2 separate regions of the Mus musculus genome follow, and region 1 is linked to region 2. A link is a loop called in an ENCODE intact Hi-C map of the cell type or tissue named here. Cell type or tissue: heart. All regions are shown on one strand.

Region 1 (8,000 bases), 65 kb after region 2:
CCAATGCAGAGAAAATGTGGCGCACGCCTTTAATCCCGGCACTTGGGAGGCAGAGGCAGGCAGATTTCTGAGTTTGAGGCCAGCCTGGTCTACAAAGTGAGTTCCAGGACAGCCAGGGCTACACAGAGAAACCCTGTTTCAAAACACAAAATAAAATGCAAAAGAAGAAGAGGAGGAAAGAAAGTATACACTACATTCACTTTTTCTGGCAAGTTTGCCGTTTATTTTCGACAGTGCATCTTGATGTGCACTAACTAGCAAGGGCTCCAGTGCTCAGCAGCCACCTGTGGCTTCCTGCGCCCACATAGAATACTGTCATTCCGGAGCACAGCAGGCGCTATGGATGGAACTGCAGGGACTCTAAACGGATACTTATGGGAAAATAGGACGATGGCTCTGTTTAGAAGTGTTCAAAAGTATTTATTCCTGGCCATGTGCCAGGCACGGTGCTGCGCAGCGATAAATTCTAGCATTGAGAGGTAGAGGCAGGAGGACTGTTAAGTTTGAGGTTAGCCTGAGCTCAAACTATATGTATGCATGTGTTTGCATAAATGTACACAGACATATATGATAAGGATTTACATAATCTACAGTTGTGTGAGATTCCTTATTTTCCATTTTGGGGATAGACCCTAAGGTGCTATGAATGCTAGGGAGGCACTCTACCAACAAACCACGCCCCCAGCCCCTCACTGGGGGATTCTAGGCAGGGGCTCTACCACTGAGCCACACCCCCAGCCCCTCACTGGGGGATTCTAGGCAGGGGCTCTACCACTGAGCCATGCCCCCAGCCCCTCCCTGGGGGATTCTAGGCAGGGGCTCTACCACTGAGCCACGCCCCCAGCCCCTCACTGGGGGATTCTAGGCAGGGGCTCTACCACTGAGCCACGCCCCCAGCCCCTCCCTGGGGGATTCTAGGCAGGGGCTCTCCCTCAGGATTACAACCTGACCCCTGAGGTTGTTTTAGTTTGAATTTTTGGACAGGGTCTTACTGTGCAGGCCTAGCTGGCCTCAATCTCAGAGGTCCACCTGCATATGCCTCCTGAGCGCTGGGATTAAAGGTGTGTGCAACCATACCTGACTTCTTCTTGGGTTTTCACATTAGAGAAATAAGAAACCATTTTGCTTTCATGTTGTCTATCATATCCTCTACAAAGCAGTCACTTGTGGATATTTGAAGGAACAGTTGAGACTGGCCCAGAGGTTAACGGCTAGAAGTCTCCAGTGAGTTCTCAACAAGGACAGGAATTCTGTTCATGTGCAAAGTGAGTCTGTGAGCTCTGTGTGTGTGTGTGTGTGTGTGTGTGTGTGTGTGTGTGTAAGGTATGTGCATGTGCAGTTGTGAACCTCTGCCTGGGTATGACCCCTAATTCCCTTCCTTACCCTCTCCTCATGCTACTTAATACTTCTCTACCCGGTTCTGGCTCTTGCAGCCCAAGCAGGGGACTGTGGGTGGCTCAGAGGCATCAGAGTTCCCAGGCTACCTGCTGGCCTGCGGGACACACTGCGCAGTCAATCATCACCCAGGCCGAGGCATCCTTGCGCTGTCCTGAAGAATCTCGCTGTATCTCCTTGGCAATGAAGCCTCTCATCTGTCGTTCTCGGGCACTGAGAAGCCTGGTAGCCTCTGGGGACAAGTCAGGGCTCCAGGCTGGACATCCTTTCTGGGACTATGGCTTCCGGAAAGCTAAGTCTTCTTTCTTGACCTCACGACCACAAAGGCTGCCTCTCCTTTCTTTCTTTTTTGTTTTTTGTTTTTGCGAGACAGGGTTTCTCTGTGTAGCCCTGGCTGTCCTGGAACTCACTCTGTACACCAGGCTGGCCTCGAACTCAGAAATCTGCCTGCCTCTGCCTCCCAAGTGCTGGGATTAAAGGTGTGTGCCACCACTGCCCGGCTAAGGCTGCCTTTTCCTGTGGACACTCTTATATCTGAGCTGTGTGAAGACCGTGCCCCTCCCCCATTCGGGATGGGTTTTCCCAGAAAATCCCTCACAGGTAGGTTCCCCAGAGGGTTTGAGTCTTAGTTGGTCTCAGAACCAGTCAGGTTGACACGGATAGTTCGGGAGACAGAGGAGAAAGGAAAATACAGACAGCACGTCAGCGGGAAGTGCGTGTTACGGAGAATCAGTACAGCAAAGAGAGAACAAACTGTTGCCAAAGACATGCAGGAACATAGGAGGGGTTTGTTATTGTTGTTTGTTTTGAGACAGCGTTTCTCTGTGTAGCCCTGGCTGTCCTGGAACTCACTCTGTAGGCCAGGCTGGCCTGGAACTCAGAAATCCACCTGCTTCTGCCTCCCGAGTGCTGGGATTAAAGGCCTGAGCCACCACTGTCTGACTCAGCTTTTAATCTTTTAAAAAGGACCAAAAACACCTGTTGGGGCTGCTCAATAAAATCCCAGCTTAGGGTGAGAGAGCCAGTCGGCCAGTCCCGGGTGCACCTCTAAAATAAAACTTGCTTCAGTTGTATAATTGTGGAACTGGTCTTTCTCCTCTCAGTTTTCAGGCTTAATTACAGATGATAGATATATGCTACTTAATAATAATACTCCATTCTCTGGTCTTTCAGAATGTTCCCACCCGCCTGCTAGTGGAAGTTTCTCTTGGAACGGGACAAAGGAGGTAGATCAGTAGGAACCAATTCAAAACCAGCGGCTACCCCCAGTGCTGAGAGGAAAATCTATGCCACCACAGCTGACTGGCTCTCTATTTCCATTTGTACCACTTTCTAGCCTCTCATGACAGGCCCCAAGTATCAGTTCCCCCGGTCCTCGGCTGTGTGGTGTGGGCCTCATGACTGAAGTGTGGACATACTTAAGTTGTCACCCTGTCGTGGGAGGTGTTCACAGTTCCACTTTCTGCTTTTGGTGGGAACTCGTGCAATTTCCTTTTATCTTCCTCCCTCGAGGATAGATTTAGCAATAAACATCCTGATTACAGGACACGGACTAATATCTGTTCCGTTTTTGCATATCACACATAATTTACAATAAGCTTAAAAGCTTGGATGACATATTCCTCCTGTTCATTGAAAGAAAAAATCCTAGCTGGGTGTGGTGAAACACGCCTATCCTTTTGGGAGGTGGAGGCAGGAGGATCAGGGAGAGAAAGAAGAAAAAAGAAAGAAAGAAAGGAAAGAGGGAAGGAGGGAGTGTGGGCAGGAGTTAGGAATGGAGCTGAGGAAGCCCTAAAATGTACCACAGAGGTCTGGGGGGATGGCCCAATGGTTAAGAGTGCTTGCTGCTCTCCAAGGACAGAGCTCTAGTTCCCTGCATCTATGCAGAACATACAACCACCTGTAGCTTTTGCTCCAGAGGACACCACACCCTCTTCTGACCTCCTGTGGCATTGCACATAGGCTGCGTTCAGCTGCTGCTCCCTAGTGGCTGGGGTATGCTAGTTCACTTTGGCTCATCTGTCAGTGGCTGTCCCTATCCCAGGAGGGTAGCAGATCTCTTCCCCAGCATGCCAGGGTGCAAAAACAAACAAACAAACAAACAAACAAACAATAAATTAAAAAAAAAGAATATGGACCCAGTCCCTCTCACAGTCTAGTACTGAAGTCCCAGAATCCTACTGATGACAGCAATTCTCAAGGACAGCTCAAAATTTATTCCATGTCTCCAGGGAAGCCTGGAATTCACATTTGGGGAGAAGGAAACCACATGTGGCAATCGACTATAAAAGGGCAGCCATCTTGTAGCTTCCAAATCCTGTCGCTTTCTCCTTGATTTCCTTTTCTTCTCTTTTCTCATTACTACTTGGCCTCATCTTATTTTCATTATCTATATCTTTTAAAAATATAAGGGCTAAGGCTGGAGAGATGGCTCAGCAGTTAAGAGCACTGGCTGCTCTTCCAGAGGTCCCGAGTTCAAGTCCCAGCAACCACATGGTGGTTCATAACCATCCCTAATGAGATCTGATGCCCTCTTCTGGTGTTTCTGAAGACAGCTACAGTGTACTTATATATAATAAATAAAATTAAATCAAATCAATCATTCATATATATATATATATGCTAGAGAGATGGCGCAGAGGTTAAAAGCCCTGGCTGCTGTTCAAGAGGACATGAGTTCAATTCCCAGCCCCCACATGGCAGCTCACACCTGTCTGTAACTCCAGTTCCAGGGGGTCTTAAACATTCACACAGACATACATGCAGGCAAAACAACAACAACACACACAAATAAATAAATTAATGAAAATATAAGTTCCACAAAACAAGGATCAACCTGGGCTACATAGTGAGTCTCAAGGCAGCCTGAGATGTAGAGTCCTATCCACTACTGTGTCCGGCCTAGAACAGAATCTGGTGGCCATAAGGCAGCCAGTGTTCGAATGAATAAGAGAAACTCTGGAGGATGATTTCATGTTGGCGCGCGCGCGCACACACACACACACACACACACACACACACCCTGTATTTCCAGCACCCAGAAGGTGCCAGTGAGAGGAAGAACGTCCAAGGTCATCTTCAGCTACATGGTTCAAGGTCAGCCTGGCCTACAAGAGATCTTGTCAAAGGGGGGGGGGGGAGTGGGGAGGATCCAGACAAACACAAGAATAAAACCACAATCTATTCAGTGAAACTCCAGGATGGGTCCAGCCTGGCGGGGCTGGACTGCTGGGAATGGAGAGACCAGAAGGCACAGTGTGCAGGCGAGTTTCAGGATCGCTGGATTTTGTTTTCATTTACTTCAGTGTGTGTGTATTTGTGTTTAACGTGTGCGTGTGGTGTGTGTGGTATGTGTTGTATATGTGTCTATGTGTGGTGTGTATGTATGAGTAGTGCGCATGTGTGTTGTAGGTGTGTGTGGGGGTTGTGTATGTGTGGGTCTGTTGGAGTGTTGGTTCCTAGGGCTCCACCTTAGCCTTCCTGCGGTTTGGCAGGCACCTTTATCTGCTGGGCTATCTCACCCTATCAACATTTGTTCTGCTTTGTTTCTTTTTCTCTGTGTAGCCCTAGCTAGCCTGATAGCTCTGGAGACCAGGCTGGCCTCGCACTCAGAAATCCACCTGCCTCTGCCTCCCAAGTGCTGGGGTTAAAGGTGTGCGCCACCAGTGCCCTGGCAGATCCAGGTGCTGTTGTTTCTTGGTACAAGATCTCACTGTGTGTAGCTCAGGCTGGCCTCGCATTATCAGTCCTCCCATGTCTGCCTCCCGAGTGCTGGCATGACTGGCAGCGGGCACCACTCTATTTTTGTGAGTATAGAACTGATGTGTGATAAGGATCTGTGCTTTCTAAATAAGTTCCCAAGAGCTCTCTCAGCTGTCCCAGAATAAACATCTTAAGTGATAAGGAAATGTCATGTTGTGGTTTTATTGGCAGCATCATTTTTTTTTCTTTGTTAGCAGGATCAAAAAAGACGTGTCCGACAGCCACCAGCGTCTTAGGTTTGATTACATTCAGAAGGAAGGGAAGAGCAAGTGCAGAGAGGTTATTCATCTCTGTTCTCTCTGCTGGACCTGGTCCCACCTCCTCCCCCTCCCCTCCTCCCCTCTTCTTCCTCCTCTTCTTCCTCCTCTTCCCTTTCCCCCTCTTCCTCCTCTGCCTCTTCTTCCTCTTCTCCCCTGTCTCCCCTCCTCTGCCTCCCCCTCCTCTTCTTCCCCCTCCTCTGCCTCTCCCTCCTCTGCTTCCTCCTTCTCTTCCTCCCCCTCCTATGCCTCCCCCTCCTCTGCTTCCTCCTTCTCTTCCTCCCCCTCCTCTGCCTGCCCCTCCTCTTCTTCCCCCTCCTCTGCCTCTCCCTCCTCTGCTTCCTCCTTCTCTTCCTCCCCTACCCCTGTTCCCATTTTACTTCCTTCATTCTCTCTGGCGCTGAGGATGGAACCCAGAGCCTCCTGTATGCCAAGCATGCCCTCTAATGCTGAGTTCTTAACACACTAAACTAAATAGAAAAGGTTTAACTGTGGGCTGGGGAGATGACTAAGTGGGTAAGAGTCCTTGCTATGCAAGCATGGGGAGGGAATTCAGATCTCAGCATCCATGTAAAAGCTGGGCATCGCCACCTGAGCTCGCTGGCCAAGCAGGCTAGGCAGACGGGCCAGCGAGCCCGAGGATCCTCCTGCCTCCATCTTCCAAATGTTTGGATGGTGGCTGTGAGCATCAGGCTGATCTTGTTTGCATGGCTTTTCTCTTTTAAAAACTTGCATCTTAGTGTGTGTGTGTTGCCAAGGAGCACATGTGCAAGTCAGAGAACAGGCTGTCAGAATCAGTTTTCTCCATTGACCATATGGGTCCTAGGGATCAGATTTGGGTTATCAGCCTTGTCTGAAAGCTTCTTTATAAGACACTGCCCACCCTCGCCCCCACCCCCATCCCCACCCCCATCCCCACCCCCATGGGGTTTCTCTGTGTAGCCCTTGCTGTCCTGAAACTTACACTGTAAACCAGGCTGGCCCCAGACTCACAGAGATCCACCTGCCTCTGCCTCCTGAGTGCTGGGATTAAAGGGGTGCACCACCACACCTAGCTCATTAATGTTCCTTTTAAGGCAAACAGAACTGGTTAAGTTTATTATTTTTATTTTTTAAGGTTTATTTATTTAATGTATATGAGTACATTGTAGCTATCTACAGACACACCAGAAGGGGGCATCAGATCCCATTACAGATGGTTGTGAGCCACTATGTGGTTGCTAGCATTTGAACTCAGGACCTCTGGAAGAGCAGTCAGTGCTCTTAACCGCTGAGCCAGCTCACCAGCCCAAGTTTATTTCTCTATGGTTAATCGATTTAATTTTATTGAATTATACTGATAAAGACATAAAATAATAAAATATTTTAAAAATTATTTTATGTGTATGAGTGTTTTGCCTCCATGTATGCATGTGCTCTGTGTGCGGGCATGATATTCATGGAGGTCAGAAGGGGGTGTCAGATCCCCTGGAACTAGAGATAAAGACATTGGTGGGCTGCCACATGGGTGCTGGGAACCGACCCTGAGTTCTCTGCAGGAGCAGCCAGTGCTCTTATCCTTGGAGCCATCTCTCTGGCCCCTTGGCTTATGTCTGCAGATCTGTTTGATGATGCTGTGTTGCTGGTCTTTTAGTCCCTCCTCGCTCCCCCACCCGGGCGTTGCACGTGTCTGTGAGTTTGGGGAAGGAGCCTTGGGGACGTGCCACACACAGTCTGCTCAGTGTTGAGGAATGTCTGAGGCTATTTTTGACTCCGTTTCGTTGGTTTGCTAGTCAGCAGGATCCCATCGAGCCCGCAGCTGCTGCCTGAGGCTTGGAAAGGTTGGACTCAGTGGGCAGCAGCCGTTCCTTCCCTAGATCCAGGCAATAATCTGTCCCCAGCTCTGGGGCCTCTGTCCCCAGCTCTGGGGGATCCTCCCATGGCCAGAATGAGCCTTCAAGATTTAGAAGCCCAAGGTTCATCCTAGAAAACAGATAGGAGAAAGAACGCCCGTAGAGCCTGGCTGAGGGAGGCTATGAGGGAGATAGGACAGGCAGGTGCCCATGGACCAGATGGTAGAGAAGCTGTAGCTAAGAGCAGGGTCCTGAGAGCAGCTGCAGTCCCCAGACGCCATGACTGGGTGCTTTGACTCTTATTAGTGGGAGTCTCGGCCTCACGTGTGTGTGTGTGTGTGTGTGTGTGTGTGTGTGTGTGTGTGGCATTAGGAACTGAACCTAGAGGTCTGCATGCATTGGGCAAGTACGCTACTATTGAGGAACATCTCAGACCTTGTCTTTAATTTTGAATTATTGATTTTTTTTTTGAAGTAGGGCCTCAGGTTAGCTTAGCCTGACCTTACCCTGTAGCTGAGGCTGACTTTAGGTTCACCGCTATCCTCTTAACTCTGTGTGTGTCTGAGTGCCTGGACTGTACACATGAGCTACGGGCATGAGCTACGGGCATGAGCTACGGGCATGAGCGTGAGATAGTTGGTTTACTATTTTGAAACAAGTGTCAGCAAGTTGCCCAGGATGACCTTGAATTCACTCAGCAGCAGGCCTGGAACGGGTGATCCTCCTGCCTCAGCTTCTCAAGTAGCCTGACTGG
Region 2 (8,000 bases):
CTGGGGAAAGGTCTTCATCATCTTCCTCCAAGCTGGCGTAGCCTCCAGTCTCAGTGGGTTCACGGGTCTCTGTCATGGCGGGGGGAGGGGACAAGAGACAGGAGCAGAGCAGCGACTGAGCAGGGTCCCTCCCCGGCCAGCTCTCCCGCGGTCACACCTCCAGCCACAAGCTCCTCTAATACAGGATGTTGGCAGGTAGAGAGGGGTGCTGGACAGGGAGAAAAGAAAGGCCTGCGGTGACTCAATAAATTTTTACGTAACACTTGTCCCCATTCTAAGACCACTGCGTGCTCAGTGCTGGGGTGGGGCAAAGATGGCCTCTGTCCTGTCTTGACTGTGTACAGAGTCTCAACTCTGCAGACCTTGTCCCCAGGAGGCCTTGAATCCAGTTATCTGGGCAACAGACTGTCTTGTGGTTCTTAGTCAGTGAAGTAGGGAGAGAAGACATCCCAAGTTATCTAAAGGAAGGTATTGGTATGGTCACCAATCATAACTAAGTGCCAGACATTAACCCTTTAGCTGTAGGAAGGTCTGGGGCTGAGGGAGGGAGGACCACCAGGAAGAAGAGTCACAGATTGTTGACTATTAAGGACACAGAATACTTGGTACAGCTGAGATACTAGCTAGCCTGGAAATGTTTTAAACTGTTTTCTTTTTATGAGACAGGATTTTAAATACCCCAGACTGACTTTGGATTCCCAATGCTCCTGGATCTACCTCCCAAATGCTAGAGATCAAACTGTGGGGCGTCAGGCACGCTAGGCAAACAACCCACTCTGCCAACCGGGCTGAATCCATACCCTTCCATTTGTGCTTGTTTGAAGCAAGGCGTCATATATCCCAGGCTGGCCTCAGGTTTACTAAGGAGCCTCAGATGACCTTGAATTCCAGATCTTCCTGCCTCTTTTCCTCCCAGTGTCAGGATCACAGGAACATCACTGTGCCTGGCGTGTTTTAGACGTCAACCTAATTTTGTAAAAGTCAGCCTCGCTGACTTTTGAGGTTTGAACTCAAATCTGTCATTTTCTGCCTAGTGCTTCAAACAGGACCCAACTTTTCTTGTCTGTATCCTTCTCAAGTCCAGGCTTTGGTTGGCACACAGAAACAGCTCCCTCGAAGCAGAAGAGGAAGGAAGAAGACCTGCACACTGTCCAAAGTCCAAGTTCACACTGGCCACCTCACCAGACTGTGGTTCAACAAAGATCCAAAGCCATGCTCTGAATAGAAGTAGGCAGTCTACACCCACAGTCTTAGCTCTCAGGCTGGTAAATCTGCAGTTTAAGGTCAGAGCTGGCTACATAGAATTTGAGGCTCGTATGAACTAAATGACACACTGTCTTAAAAAAGAAAGAGTCGGGCAGTGGTGTGGTGGTGCACGCCTTTAATCCCAGCACTTTGGGGGCAGAGGCAGGTGGATTTCTGAGTTTGAGGCCAGCCTGGTCTACAGAGTGAGTTCCAAGACAGCCAGGGCTACACAGAGAAACCCTGTCTTAAAAAACAAACAAACAAACAAAACAAACAAACAAACAAACAAAACAAAAAGAAAGGAAGGAAGGAAGGAAGGAAGGAAGGAAGGAAGGAAGGAAGAGATCTCATAGACTCTACTCCTTTGCTCAACTCTCCAGGCTTCTGGTGGGGTTGGGGGCAGGGCCACATAAAGGCCTTTTATAGCCAGAGAAGGGCAGTCCTAGTTCATTCTCCTCCATTTCCCATCTGGAATTTTCTCCTTCCTCTTTGTGGATCCAGAGTGTTTATTTTCACCCTTGCAAAGCTCACCTATAACCATCCACATTGCTCCTTGGCTCCCATAATTCCTGTTTCTCTCAATGCACACGTTTCTTCCTCCTACTGCATTGTGACAGGACCTTGCAAGACCAGGCAGTGTAGGACTAAAAACAATACGGTTTCCACTCTCCTTTAGACTCTTACTATACAGTCCAGGCTGGCCTTGAACTTGCAATCCTCCAACTTCAGCTTCCCAGGTTCTGGGGACAATAGATATGGACACTAATAATATGGCAAAGCCTGAATTTAGGGCCTGGGGGCACAAACAATGGTAGAAAGCACACTGTTCAAAGCCCAAATGTCAAATTTGCTGTTGGAGGAATGCGGCTGGAGCAAGAGGAGGAGGTGGCATCATTGGATAGGGAATTTACTAAAGACACCTAGATACTGGATCAGGCCTTTGAAGGACCGAGAAATAGTGACTGGCAAGGAAGAGCTCTCATGATTAATCATCAGATGTTGGGCCCCTCTAATTCTGTAGTAATACATTATTTTTGGAAAAACTCGCACCATTCAGCAAAGAAAAACTGAGGACAACTGGTTGTTTCTATTTTAAATATTTAATATATGTGTTCCATGCAACAATACCTAGGATTAGCCATTCCATAAACCCACTCCCCCTTCTTTTTTTGAGATCTGATGCCCTCCCCAAAAGGAAAAAAAAAAAAAAAAAAAAAACAGGTCTAGAATAGCGAATCCTCCTGCCCCAGCAGGAATTATAGGCGCGTGACACCACACTGGGCTTTAACTATTATTCTACTTGACCATCACAGCAAGGATTGTTAGGACTTTTCTTGGGGGTTTACTTGGGGACAGCCATCCCTCTCCAAACCCACATTATATAAAGCTTCTTCCAGAACGTTCCGGATATCAAGTGGAAGCATTAGGACAGGTGGAAGCCAGCTGGGCGTGGTGATGCACCTCTGCGAACTCAGCACTTGGTAAATTATAAATTCTAGGTTGTACTCCGCGATATTGTGGGTCCAAAACCCAGCTACATGAAACCGTATGCCTCAGTTCCCTCAAAAGCAGAGTGGCCAGGACCCCACCCACACATACGCCTCACAGTGCGTGAGTGAACACAATAGATACCTTTCCGCACAACGCTAGGTAGGACTGGGACTCGGACAAACCCCGGTACCAAACAATAAAGATCAGCTCCCACAATGCCCCGTGACAGCGTCCCACGATGCCTCGGGCCTTTAACGACCACCAGGCACCCAAACGCTCCTTGCCCCGGGGCTTCTCACAGAAGGCGTGTGCGACGAAAAAAAAAAAAAAAAAAAAAAAAAAAGTCCCCTCCAGGAGCCCAGGCCCTTCCCAGAATGCCCCAGGCCCAGAACGCCTGGCCCACGGGCTCCCACAATGCCTCGAGGCGAAGCTGTGCTGGGTCCCGAGCCGCGTGCTGGGGAAAGCAAGGGACTCCCGGGCCGGTCACTCGGCCAAGCGGCCGCGGGCTCCCGTCATGCAGCGGGGCTGTATCGCCCGCTTCCCAGCATGCCCCGCGGCCCCCCCCAAGCTCGGACACTCACCGACGCCGGCGGCCCCGGATCAGGCTCGGCGGTGGCGGCTGCACGCCCGGGCACTGCGCCTGCGTTTCGGGAGGCTAGGCGAGCGGGCGAGCGAACGGGCGAACGAGCGAGGGGCGAGCGAGGGGCGCGTGCGCGGTCAGATGGACCATTCCCGGAGGTCGATGGGAAGAGGGGCTCAGAGGATGGCGAAGGCTGTAGAGCTCACGCCGGCGGGGGTGGCGGGCTCTGCCGCTCACGGCCCCGCTAGACTTGGTACAGTCTGCGGCCCGAAGGGTGAAGAAGCTTTAAGAATCGCGCGTGCGTGCGTGCGCGGTAGAGCGAACGCGCCTTATAAATAGTGGATGCCTTGGAATGAGGGGGGAGAGTGGGGGCCTAAATACTCGGCCCGGATCCCCCGGGCTGGAGGCTCGCTCATTTGCATAATCCTAGCGCGGGACAAAGGAAGGCCTCCCGCACTGGAGGATGTGATTTGCATATTCCCGGGAGAGGCTGTTCTTCAGAGCGCAGTGATTAGCATATGGATGGGGAGGGGGGGGGCACCTGGAAAAATAAAGCGCATGCGTGTAGGGGACTGCAGACTTAATCGTGGTGGGCTGGCAACCTTGTCCCGAAACTACCGAAGGTCTGGGACCCCGTTCACGTCCCTGTCACCTAGGATAAATTCCTGGACAGCACGTGGTTTCTGCGTTGCGAGAGATCTGAACCCCCAGTCTAAGGAAAACGAACCACATTTGATTAGACAAATACTTAGAACTGTCAAGACCTGGAAGAGAGAGAGGTAGACGGCAGGAGGCCGTGGATGCCAGAAACGCCTGCCCCAGCTCGAGGTTCTGCAAGGGCTTCCAAGGGCTGATTTTTAAGCCAGGTCTGAACTGGAGCCAAGTAGAATGCCAAAAAGCAGAGGGAATAGCTGATGCAAATTTCCAGAGGCAAAGTAGTGCTTGCATTCTTAGAGGGAGTCAAGGCAGCTTTTCCGTGGAGCACAATTAGAAAGTCTGCTATAGGTGTTTGCTTTTTTATTTCTTTTTTTGTTTTTCTTTCTTTTCTTTCTTTTTTTTTTCTTTTTTGAGGCAGAGTCTCATGTAGCTCAGGCTAGCCTCCAACACCTGGGTCGAAGAAAATGACCTTGAACGCTACCTCTTGAATGTTGAGATTACAGGCATATGGCAGCCAGCCCAGCTCCTGTGGGTAATTTTAAAGGGCCATAACTTCATGCTGACTATTTGTAGCCATCCCTACAGCCCTCTCCTTCCCGAATGCTTTTATCACTAGCAATTTAAAACTCTAGAGTCCCATTACACCACAGAAAAGGAATAGTTGTGTTTTGCTTTGTTTCTGAGAGTCTCCTTGTGTATTCTGGAACTCACTCTAGCTCCGGGTGGTTTTCGTCAACTCCCTGCAGTTCTCCTGCCTCAGCTTCCCAAAGGCTGGGGTGGCAGGTATGCACCTCCCACACCTGGTCTCCCAGTCAAACTTGTGTCCCTGACGCCTCTTCTGGACCCACCCACCGTTTTATCTGGTCCATATCCCCAGCACTTCAAACACAGTAATCCCTTTGCTGTCTCAGGCTTTGATCTTGCCTTTCGATTCATCGGGAAAACCCTTTGTCCCTGCTGCTCCGAGCTCACTCTCTCCTGGTATTGATGCCAATCCGAAGGGCCTTCCTTGATGATACAGCTCCTGCAGATTGAGTGATTTAGGGAAATTGACACAGCACTGGTCTCAATAAATGCAGCGCTCTGGGTGGAAATGGGGTGGAGGGTGCCTGGGGCTTTGGAGTTCTTTAAGTCTCCTCACTCTGCATGAAAATTTCCATAACAAAATAAAACAGTACCCACCCAACCCCCCACCGCCGCACGCGTGTGCGTGCGTGAGTGTGTATGTGTGTGTGTGTTTATTTTATTCAGGCAGGGTCTCACTACTTAACCCTGGCCTGGAGTTTACTATGTAGACCAGGCTGGCTGCAGATATCCACTTGCCTCTTGTGCTGGGAATTAAAAGTGTAAGCCACCACCACAGGAGACTGATTGACCCACCTTCCTTTCTTTCTGAAACAGGAGCCTAATGTGTAGCCCAGGCTGTCCTCAAACTCACTCTCCTGCCTCAGCTCCTTGAAGGCTGGAATTTTAAGATTTTAAGCATATAAATATTAAGAGCCCTCTTTACAATTTAAAGCAAGCTTTAAGCTTTTCTGCTTGGGGGGTAGGGGCACACAGTCTTGCAGTCTTGCTAAGTAGCTAGGAGTGGCCTGGAACTTGCTCTGTAGAGCAGGCTGCCCTGAGCTTCTGCTCGCTGAGTGCTGGGCTTCCAGGTGTATCCCACCACGTCCGGCTCTGAAACTGTTCCCATTGCTGCCTAGATGCGTCTGTTTCCTTCATCAAAGTTTCACAAAGGTCAGAGTACAGTGACCTTTTCACCTTGAGCCCTTAAAGCCTAGAACAGGATCAAATTTCAGATTCCTGTTAAACTGAAAAAAACAAAACAAAACAAAACAAAAAAAAAAGCCTCTTTTGTGTTTGTGTGTGTGTGTGTGTGTGTTTTATTCACAAATTGCTGGCTGTGGTTGGATCAGCCTGTAACCCCAGCTTTTTAGAAGCTGAGGCAGAAGGGTTACCGGAGTTCAAGACCTGCCTGTATTATAGTATAAGATGCTGTCTCAAAACGAAGAAACAAACAAACAAAATCCTCACCACGCCTCTCACCGCCCCCCTCCCCAAAAAATCCCCCAAGTCTGGGATTTTGAGGAAGAGTGGCTGGTGGTTGGCCTCTCGGAGGTCTGGCTCCTTCATCTTCCTGTGTATCAGCATCCACGGTGCTCCACCCCAGCGCCTGCATCCCCCCCCCCCTTCCTAGCGGTACAGCGGCGGACAGAGGGACAGACACACAGCCACCCCATACTTGTTCTCTCCTCAGTTTAATGGTGGTTAGTGGGATTGCCAAACCCCCTCCCTATCCCCTCCCCGCCCCGTACAAAAATGTGTTTCATTTTTTTTTTAAACAAGAAAAAGGGGCAAAAGCCAGTAATGGGGGGAGAGGGGTGCAATCTGATATTTTCATACAGATTTTTGATTTTTTAATATATTATATATAAAACCATAGAGAACCACACATCCCCTCCAAACTCCTTTCCCCCTCCCCGGGGGGCCTGGAGGAGAGACGGGGAAGGCCCCCCCAAGAGCGGGTGAACAGACAATTATGGAACGGGAAGGACGTGGGGGTCAAGATGGAGGGAAGGGGAGCCGCCCAGGAACCCAGAGAAGGGGGACTGGATAAGAGTCGGGGTTGTCTCCCTTACTGCCCCCCCCATCGGAGTTTTCACACAAAGACACAGAATTCCCATTTCCACGCCCTCCCCTGCCCCTCCCCCCACCGTGCAAACATGGCTTTGCAAAGAGGTGCCCAGAGCTCTGTGGAACTCTTACAATGGCTGGCATGGGGTCTGGGACCCCAAAGAAATCTGTGTTTCCCTTCCCTGCCCACCCCACCCTTCCCAGAATCTGGCCCCCTCCCCCACAAGACCTGGTTCTGTAGCCTAGGGGTTCTGGCCTTCCCCCTGTTTTCTTCCCCCAACCCAAATCCTTATTACCCGTCCCAGGACTGGGGGTCTAGGAGGGTCCTTAAGTCCCTGTCTCCATAGGGGATCCCAAGTCTCTGGACCCTAGCCTTTGGCCCTGGGAGAGATCCAGGCATCCAACACCCCCAACCCCTGCCCAAGCGCCGAGGTGTTAGCTAGTGGGGGAGAAGACCACCATCCCATCCCGGACTCTGGTCAATGTCTTTGCTGGCTCCTTGCAGCTGGCGGTGGGGGAGTAGGGTCAAATGAAGAATTCTTCTTTCCGTTTGTGTCCATCGCCGCCATTGAGGAAGGCTTCTCTGGCTTCTCCCTGCTCATCCAAGCCACTGGCCTCATGGGTCAGATAGGATCCTGAGAGCAGGAAGATGTCCCCAGGGCAAAGGGCATGGTGATGAAGACCCAGGGAGTGTGTATAGGAAAAGGAGACAGGCAAGAGACACAGCATATGAAGGAAGTGGGAGAAAGGGAACCAGAGTCCAGTTCAGTGAGGCACAGGACAAAGGTAGAGAAAGAGGTAAAGAGGAATTAGGAAGACTCCAAAAAGTCACAGAGGACCCACCCTCATCCCCGATATGCCCTTTTTTTTTTTTTTTTTTTTTGTTGAGACATGGTCTCCAGTTTCCCAGGTAAGCCTCAAACTTGATAGTTACAAGTGACCTTGCACTTTGTATTCCCCTGCCGCTATCTCCCAAATACTGGAGTTAGAAGCATCCACCGCCATGTTCAGTTCTGGGCGGCTTTGTTCATGCTAAGACAGAGTCTATCAATGGAGTCCCCTCCCCTGCACCTCCTTCCCAACCCTTCCCCCGCTTTCTGATAGTATTCCTTTAAGTCTATGCTGTCAATAAATTCAGCAACTTGAAAAATAAATTACTCAAAATCTCTCCCCTTATTCTGCTAAATCTCAGCCCTTTCAGAGCCCAGGGCCAAAAGCTCCACCCTACAGGGTATTAGTCAAAACTATGGCTTGATTTCAAATCCAATCCAGTGTCTAGGCTCCATCCCCTTGCAATCCAGAATCAGAAATGACCACACCCTTCACTGATTTCAGGCCCCGCCCTCACTTACCCTTCTGTCGGACGGAGCACCAGACCATGCCCACTAGCACA

The links. Hi-C counts contacts between places; a loop is a spot of excess contacts. Peaks named below come from ENCODE experiments on the same cell type or tissue, not always from the same donor. Only the 100,000 strongest peaks of a DNase experiment are listed, where the experiment ranks them.
Region 1: a loop joins it to region 2, with 2.5 times the contacts of the local background. A loop is called at or near these places in 2 of 42 quality-filtered maps.

Annotation. Positions count from the first base shown.
Region 1 is chr7:24,437,342-24,445,341 of GRCm38, reverse strand. It overlaps a transcript of Irgc1 not described here. Among named protein-coding and RNA genes, the nearest start is that of Irgc1, 5.8 kb to the right of the region's middle. In heart, a CTCF peak has its summit at 3,362 (motif pointing left); DNase peaks (open chromatin) are centred at 2,746, 3,371 and 7,098; H3K27ac peaks cover 804 bases.
Region 2 is chr7:24,502,754-24,510,753 of GRCm38, reverse strand. Cadm4 (cell adhesion molecule 4) reads right to left here. Exons shown (of 9, transcript NM_153112.3): 8 at 7,960-8,000; 9 at 6,221-7,242. The coding sequence ends at 7,133. It overlaps Zfp428 (zinc finger protein 428), which reads right to left and starts at 3,667. Exons shown (of 3, transcript NM_146183.2): 1 at 3,318-3,667; 2 at 1-208. The coding sequence starts at 76. In heart, no CTCF peak of the experiment used is centred here; DNase peaks (open chromatin) are centred at 3,263 and 4,103; H3K4me3 peaks cover 3,042 bases; H3K27ac peaks cover 2,095 bases; H3K27me3 peaks cover 1,703 bases.